Linked DNA regions of Homo sapiens: region 1 is linked to region 2. Evidence: read pairs that join two places in POLR2A ChIA-PET (ENCODE). Cell type or tissue: PC-3. All regions are shown on one strand. Links, peaks and the distances in the headings refer to the core of each region. The heading gives the core; the rest is flanking DNA. Region 1 overlaps MAN1A2 (mannosidase alpha class 1A member 2). Region 2 has its middle 85 kb from the start of GDAP2.

Region 1 (2,926 bases), core at 140-2,639, 340 kb after region 2:
CATCCATTTTACTTCTAGGAATCTAACCAACATTTATCTTCACACAGGGAGCAGAGATATATGTAAAAGGACATTCACTGAAGCACTGTTTATAAGAGCAAAAAAACAGAACCAAGTTCTATATCTAACAATAGGGTACTGATTAAACAAATTATAAAACATTCCTCAGTGGATTTATATATGCCAATATGGAAACCTTTCCTAGATAAAAAGGTGGAAATGCAAGTTTCAGAATAATAGGTATATATAATCTTATATATGGAGAAAAAAGGCTAAAGGATATATATTATATATATTTTTATATGTTTGCATATACCCAGAAAATTTCCAGAAGGCTATATCAAGAACTATTTAATAATTATTCTCTTTGGGAAGTGAGATTGGATGTGAGGCACAAAGAAACTCATTTTTTTTTTTTGTCATTTCTTCAGTTCTGCACTATTTAACTCGTTTTGCAATATCCACATGCTATTTTTATAATTCAAAAAAAGCTGTATTAAAAACAACTTGATTTTTTAGGAGCTACACATTATAGTGTTTAAACAACTGATTTTAATATGACAAGTGCTATGCTGTTATGTATATATAGCTCAACAAACACATTGATTGCATGCATGCTTGTTCTAACTCAAACACTAAACTAAAGCACTGAGAATATTAATATTTCACATAGACTATCAGGACAAATGAAGTACTGATAATACACACTTAAGGATATTTTAAGAATATACTTCCAAGTCGGGGCAGGGGCCACAGGTGGACCTTGCTTCCTTAACAACAACGAAAAAGAATATACTTCCAGTGTACTCTCACTTAGGGTGTTTGAAAGTGACTAGATTCTTACATCCTTGCCAACACCAGAACAAAAACTTTTAAATCTTAAGCAGTGTGAAAGTAAATAAAACATAGCATCTGATCTATTATTTCATTTATTTCTTACAAGTGGATCAAGCATTCTTCATGTGTTTACAGCCATTTCTTTTCTAAGAACTGCTACTACCTTTTTTAGTAGGCTTAGTATTTTTTCTTAATAATTTCTAATTTTAAGAAATGTTTTCCCAGTGTGCCATCTGTCTTTTACTTTACTTAGTGCTCTTTTTTTTGTACAGATGTTTTTTATTTTTATGTAATTGAATTCTCAATCTTTTCTTCAATGATCTTTGGGTTTTGTATCATGCCATCTTCATCCCTAGGGTTGAAAAAAACTTTCCAATTGTTTCATGATTTTATTTCTTTTTTTAATATTTAAAGCTTTGCTCTATAGAAACTTAGTTTTGGTACTTAGCAGTGATCCAGCCTATTTTTTTCAAAATAGAGTATTTTTAAAGATGTTTTTAAATATTTACAGAGACAAAAACAAAAAGTATTTTTAAAAACTAAAATAACTTCAATTAAGCTAAACTACAGTTCACATTTTGATATTGTTGAAATACTATTAACATGTTCATCTATGTGTTACGTATGCACATGTGGACTTAATAGCCCACTTAATATTATACTGTGAAAAGTCTATAAAAATGCAATTGTTTTGGCTTCATGATACTATTGTGGATGTGCCATAATTTACTTAACCATTCAGCTATTATTGAACAAATAATGACTTATTTTTATAACAGCAATAAACATCTCTGTACATAAATCTTTGTCCATAACTCTGATTATTTAAGATTACTTATTCTTAAGTATATAAGTATATATAAGAATATAAGACATATTCTTATATAGCTTTCCAGAATTTTACTATATTCAAAGTTTGAATTTCAAGAGATACGGAGGAAAAAAGCACACAAGCAAGAGACACAGACATAATTTCTGCCCCAGAGACTCTGATACCAGTGAAAGTAGACATACTGTGGTGATAAATTTGATCTTAATTTTATGCTATTTCTCTTTCCTTTAATAACAAATTTGTTAAGACTATGTTTCCAACTTGTGATTTCTGAGCTGCCTAATGCCTGATATATATGAACTCAGAAAAAAATGGTTGAAATGTATCCTCAAAATGTATACTTTTCTCAGTTTATCAGATCTTTAAATAAATGTGCAACAGAATTGAGGTAAGGTGCAATGAAAATCTAATTCAAAGAAAGATCTAGGTGAATGGGTGTAGACACTAAGGTACATATATAAAATAATACACACCTTCAAAGTTTTTGATAAGAGGCTTATGACAGTAAATGGTATAAAGTGATAGAACCATAGAGAATCCACGTGGGAGATATTCATTCAGCAATTCAAGTGCTGCTACTAGAGAACCGCTCCTAGGAGTCTTGGTGTTCTATCTGCTAATTTCCTCGCAATTCTTTCAGCTTAAGAGACTTTTGACCAACTGCTATTTCACTGAATCCAATGAATAAGACAATCCTTGGAGGGACAAAAGCCATTATCAAAGAACATATTTCTCTTTCTTGCAGCTGGAGAGGGGACAGTAGTACCATTTAGCTCTTCTTACAAAACAATCAAGACTCCAACCAAGTGTCTTTAAACAAGTTCATATGTTAACTAAAAGCTATTCATGGCTTTTCTTTCTTACATGACTCCTCCCCTTATTTAAAAAGCAAGCTGACTTGTATTTATTAGTAATAATGCACCTAAAATCTTCAGCAACTAATTCTTGTCTCAAAATACTCAGAAATAAACAGTCTATACATTTAATCTTGAAGAAATCTCTCAGAGCCTCTGTCCTCCTCAATCTCAATACAGTATCCCTTTATCTTCCTTTCACTTCTTTCCTGTATTTATGTCTTCTTTTTTGGTTTATATCCAGTTTTCATGGAGCATATGTTCCAAAAACTTACTGAGAAAGAGGATTGGAAGTGGATTTTTGATACCTTACATGGCTAAAAACCCAGAATTCTAAGTTGGAATTAATTTTCTCTCATGAATCAACTGCTCCAATGCTTCTAGCTTTCATGACTGTTCTTGA
Region 2 (2,926 bases), core at 183-2,682:
TCCTCAATTTTTTGGAATAGTTTCAGCAGGAATGGTACCAGCTCTTCTTTGTACATCTGGTAGAATTCAGCTGTGTATCTATCTGGTTCTGGGTTTTTTATGTTTAGTAAGCTATTTATTACTGACTCAGTTTCAGAGCTCATTATTGGTCTGTTCAAGATTTAATTTCTCCCTGGTTCAGTCTTGGGAGGGTGTATGTGTCCAGGAATTTATCCATTTCTTCTAGATTTTCTAGTTTATGTGCATAAAGGTGTTCATAATATACTCTGATGGCTATTTGTATTTCTGTGGGGTCAGTGTTAATATCCCCCTTGTTTCTGATTGTGTTTATTTGAATCTTCTCTCTTTTCTTCTTTATTAATCTAGCTAGTGGTCTGTTTTATTAATTTTTTTCAGAAAACTAGCTCCTGGATTTGTTGATCTTTTGAATGCTTTTTCATGCCTCAGTCTCCTTCAGTTCAGCTCTGATTTTGCTTATTTATTGTCTTTTGCTAGCTTTGGGATTGGTTTACTCTTGGTTCTCTAGTTCTTTTAGTTGTGATGTTAGATTATTAAATTGAGATCTTTCTAACTTTTTTGATGTGGGCATTTAGTGCCATAAATTTCCCTCTTAATACTGCCTTAGTTGTGTTCCAGAGATTCTGGCATGTTATTTCTTTGTTCTCCTTAGTTTCATAGGACTTCTTGGTTTCTTTCTTTTTGTATGGAGTTTCGCCCTTGTGGCCCAGGCTGGAGTGCAGTGGTGCAATCTGAGCTCACTGCAACCTCCATCTCCAGGGTTCAAGTGATTCTTTTACCTCAGCCTCCTGAGTAGCTGGGATTACAGGCACCCACCACCACACCCAGCTAATTTTTGTATTTGTAGTAGACAGGGTTTCACCATGTTGGCCAGGCTGGTCTCAAACTCCTGAGCTGAGGTGATCCACCCACCTTGGCCTCCCAAAGTGTGGGGATTACAGGCGTGAGCCACCACACCCAGCCAGGACTTCTTGATTTCTGCCTTAATTTCATTATTTACCCAAAAGTCATTCAGAAGCAGGTTATTCAGTATCCATGTACTTGTATGGTTTTGAGTGAAATTGCATTGTCTTGATTTCTAATGTGATTGTGCTGTCTTCCAAGAGATTGTTTGTAATGATTTCATTTCTTTTGCCTTTGCTGAGGAGTGTTTTACTGCTGATTATGTGATCAGTTTTCAAATATATGCCATGCGGCAATAAGAAGAATGTACATTCTGTTTCTTGGGGATGGAGAGTTTGGTAGATGTCTATCAGGTCCATTTGATCCAGTGCTGAGTTTGGGTCCTGAATATCTGTGTTAATTTTCTGTCTTGATTATCTGTCTAATATTGTCAGTGGGTGTTAGACTCCCACACAATAATAGTCGGAGACTTTATGTCTCTTTGAAGGTCTCTAAGAACTTGCTTTATAAATCTGGATGCTCTTGTGTCACGTGCATTTATATTTAGGATAGTTAGATCTTCTTGTTGAATTGAACCCCCACCATTATCTAATGTGCTTCCTTGTCTTTTTTTAATCTTTGCTGGTTTAAAGACTGTGTCTGAAACTAGAATTGCAACACCTGCTTTTTTCTGTTTTCCATTTGCTTGGTAGATTTTTCTTCATCCCTTTATTTTGAGCCTATATATGTCATTGCATGTGAGGTGGGACTCTTGAAGACAGCATACCAATGGGTCTTGGTTCTTTATCCAGTTTGCTACTCTGTGTCTCTTAATTGAGGCATTTAAATCATTTACATTCAAGGTTAGTATTAATATGTATGGATTTGATCCTGTCATCATGCTGTTAGCTGGTTATTTTGCAGACTTGTTTATATGGTTGCTTTGTAGTGTCACTGGTCTGTGTACTTCAGTGTGTTTTTGTAGTGCCTGGTAATGGTCTTTCCTTTCCATATTTAGTGCTTCTTTCAGAAGCTTTTGTAAGACAGGTCAGGTGGTAACAAATTTCCTAAGTATTTGCTTGTCTGAAAAGTATCTTATTTCTCCTTCACTTATGAAGCTTAGTTTGGCTGGTTATGAAATTCTGGGTTGGAATTTCTTTTCTATAAGTATGTTGAATATTGGCTCCCAATCTGTTCTGGCTTGTAGGGTTTCTGCTGACAGGTCTGCTGTTAGTCTGATGAGCATCCCTTTGTAGGTGACCTGACCTTTCTCTTTACCTGCCTTTAATATTTTTTCTCTCATTTTGACCTTGGAGAATCTGACAATTATGTGTCTTGGGGATGATCTTCTTGCAAAGTAACTTCTGGGGTTCTCTGAATTTCCTGAATTTGAATGTTGGCCTCTCTAGCTAGGTTAGGGAAGTTCTCATGGTTGATATCATGAAAAATGTTTTCCAAGTCAGTTCAATTCTCCCCGTCTCTTTCAGGAACACCAGTGAGTCATAGATTTGGTCTCTTTATATAGTCTCATATTTCTCAAGAGGTTTTGTTCATTGATTTTCATTACTTTTTCTCCATTCTTCTCTGACTCTCTTATTTCAGAAAGCCAGTCTTCAAGCTCTGCAGATTCTTTCCTTGCTTGGTCTATTCTGCTATTAATACTTATGATTCCATTATGAAATTCTTGTAGAGTGTTTTTAAGCTCTATCAGGTTGGTTACATTATTTTCTATACTGGCTATTTTGTCTGTTAGTTCCTGCATTGTTTTATTATGATTTTTAGCTTCCTTAGATTGGATTTTAATGTACTCCTGTAGCTCAGTGATCTTTGTTCCTATCCATATTCTGAATTTTATTTCTGTTATTTCAGCCATCTCAGCCTGGTTCAGCACCCTTGCTGGAGAGGTGATATCATCATTTGAAAGAAAGAAGGCACTCTGGTTTTTTGAGTTGTCAGGGTTCTTGCACTAATTCTTTCTTATTTTTATGGGCTTATCTTACTTCGGTCTTTGAGGTTGCTGACCTTT

Evidence for each region. ChIA-PET counts read pairs that join two places held together with the same protein. Peaks named below come from ENCODE experiments on the same cell type or tissue, not always from the same donor. Only the 100,000 strongest peaks of a DNase experiment are listed, where the experiment ranks them.
Region 1: POLR2A ChIA-PET joins it to region 2 with 6 read pairs; 2 of 35 experiments call an interaction of 5 or more read pairs at or near these places.

What each region holds. Positions count from the first base shown.
Region 1 is chr1:117,507,309-117,510,234 of GRCh38, reverse strand. All of the region lies in intron 12 of MAN1A2 (mannosidase alpha class 1A member 2), which reads right to left. Among named protein-coding and RNA genes, the nearest start is that of TENT5C-DT, 97 kb to the left of the region's middle. In PC-3, for the core only: no CTCF peak of the experiment used is centred there; no DNase peak of the experiment used is centred there.
Region 2 is chr1:117,843,467-117,846,392 of GRCh38, reverse strand. No RefSeq gene overlaps it. Among named protein-coding and RNA genes, the nearest start is that of GDAP2, 85 kb to the left of the region's middle. In PC-3, for the core only: no CTCF peak of the experiment used is centred there; no DNase peak of the experiment used is centred there; H3K27ac peaks cover 627 bases.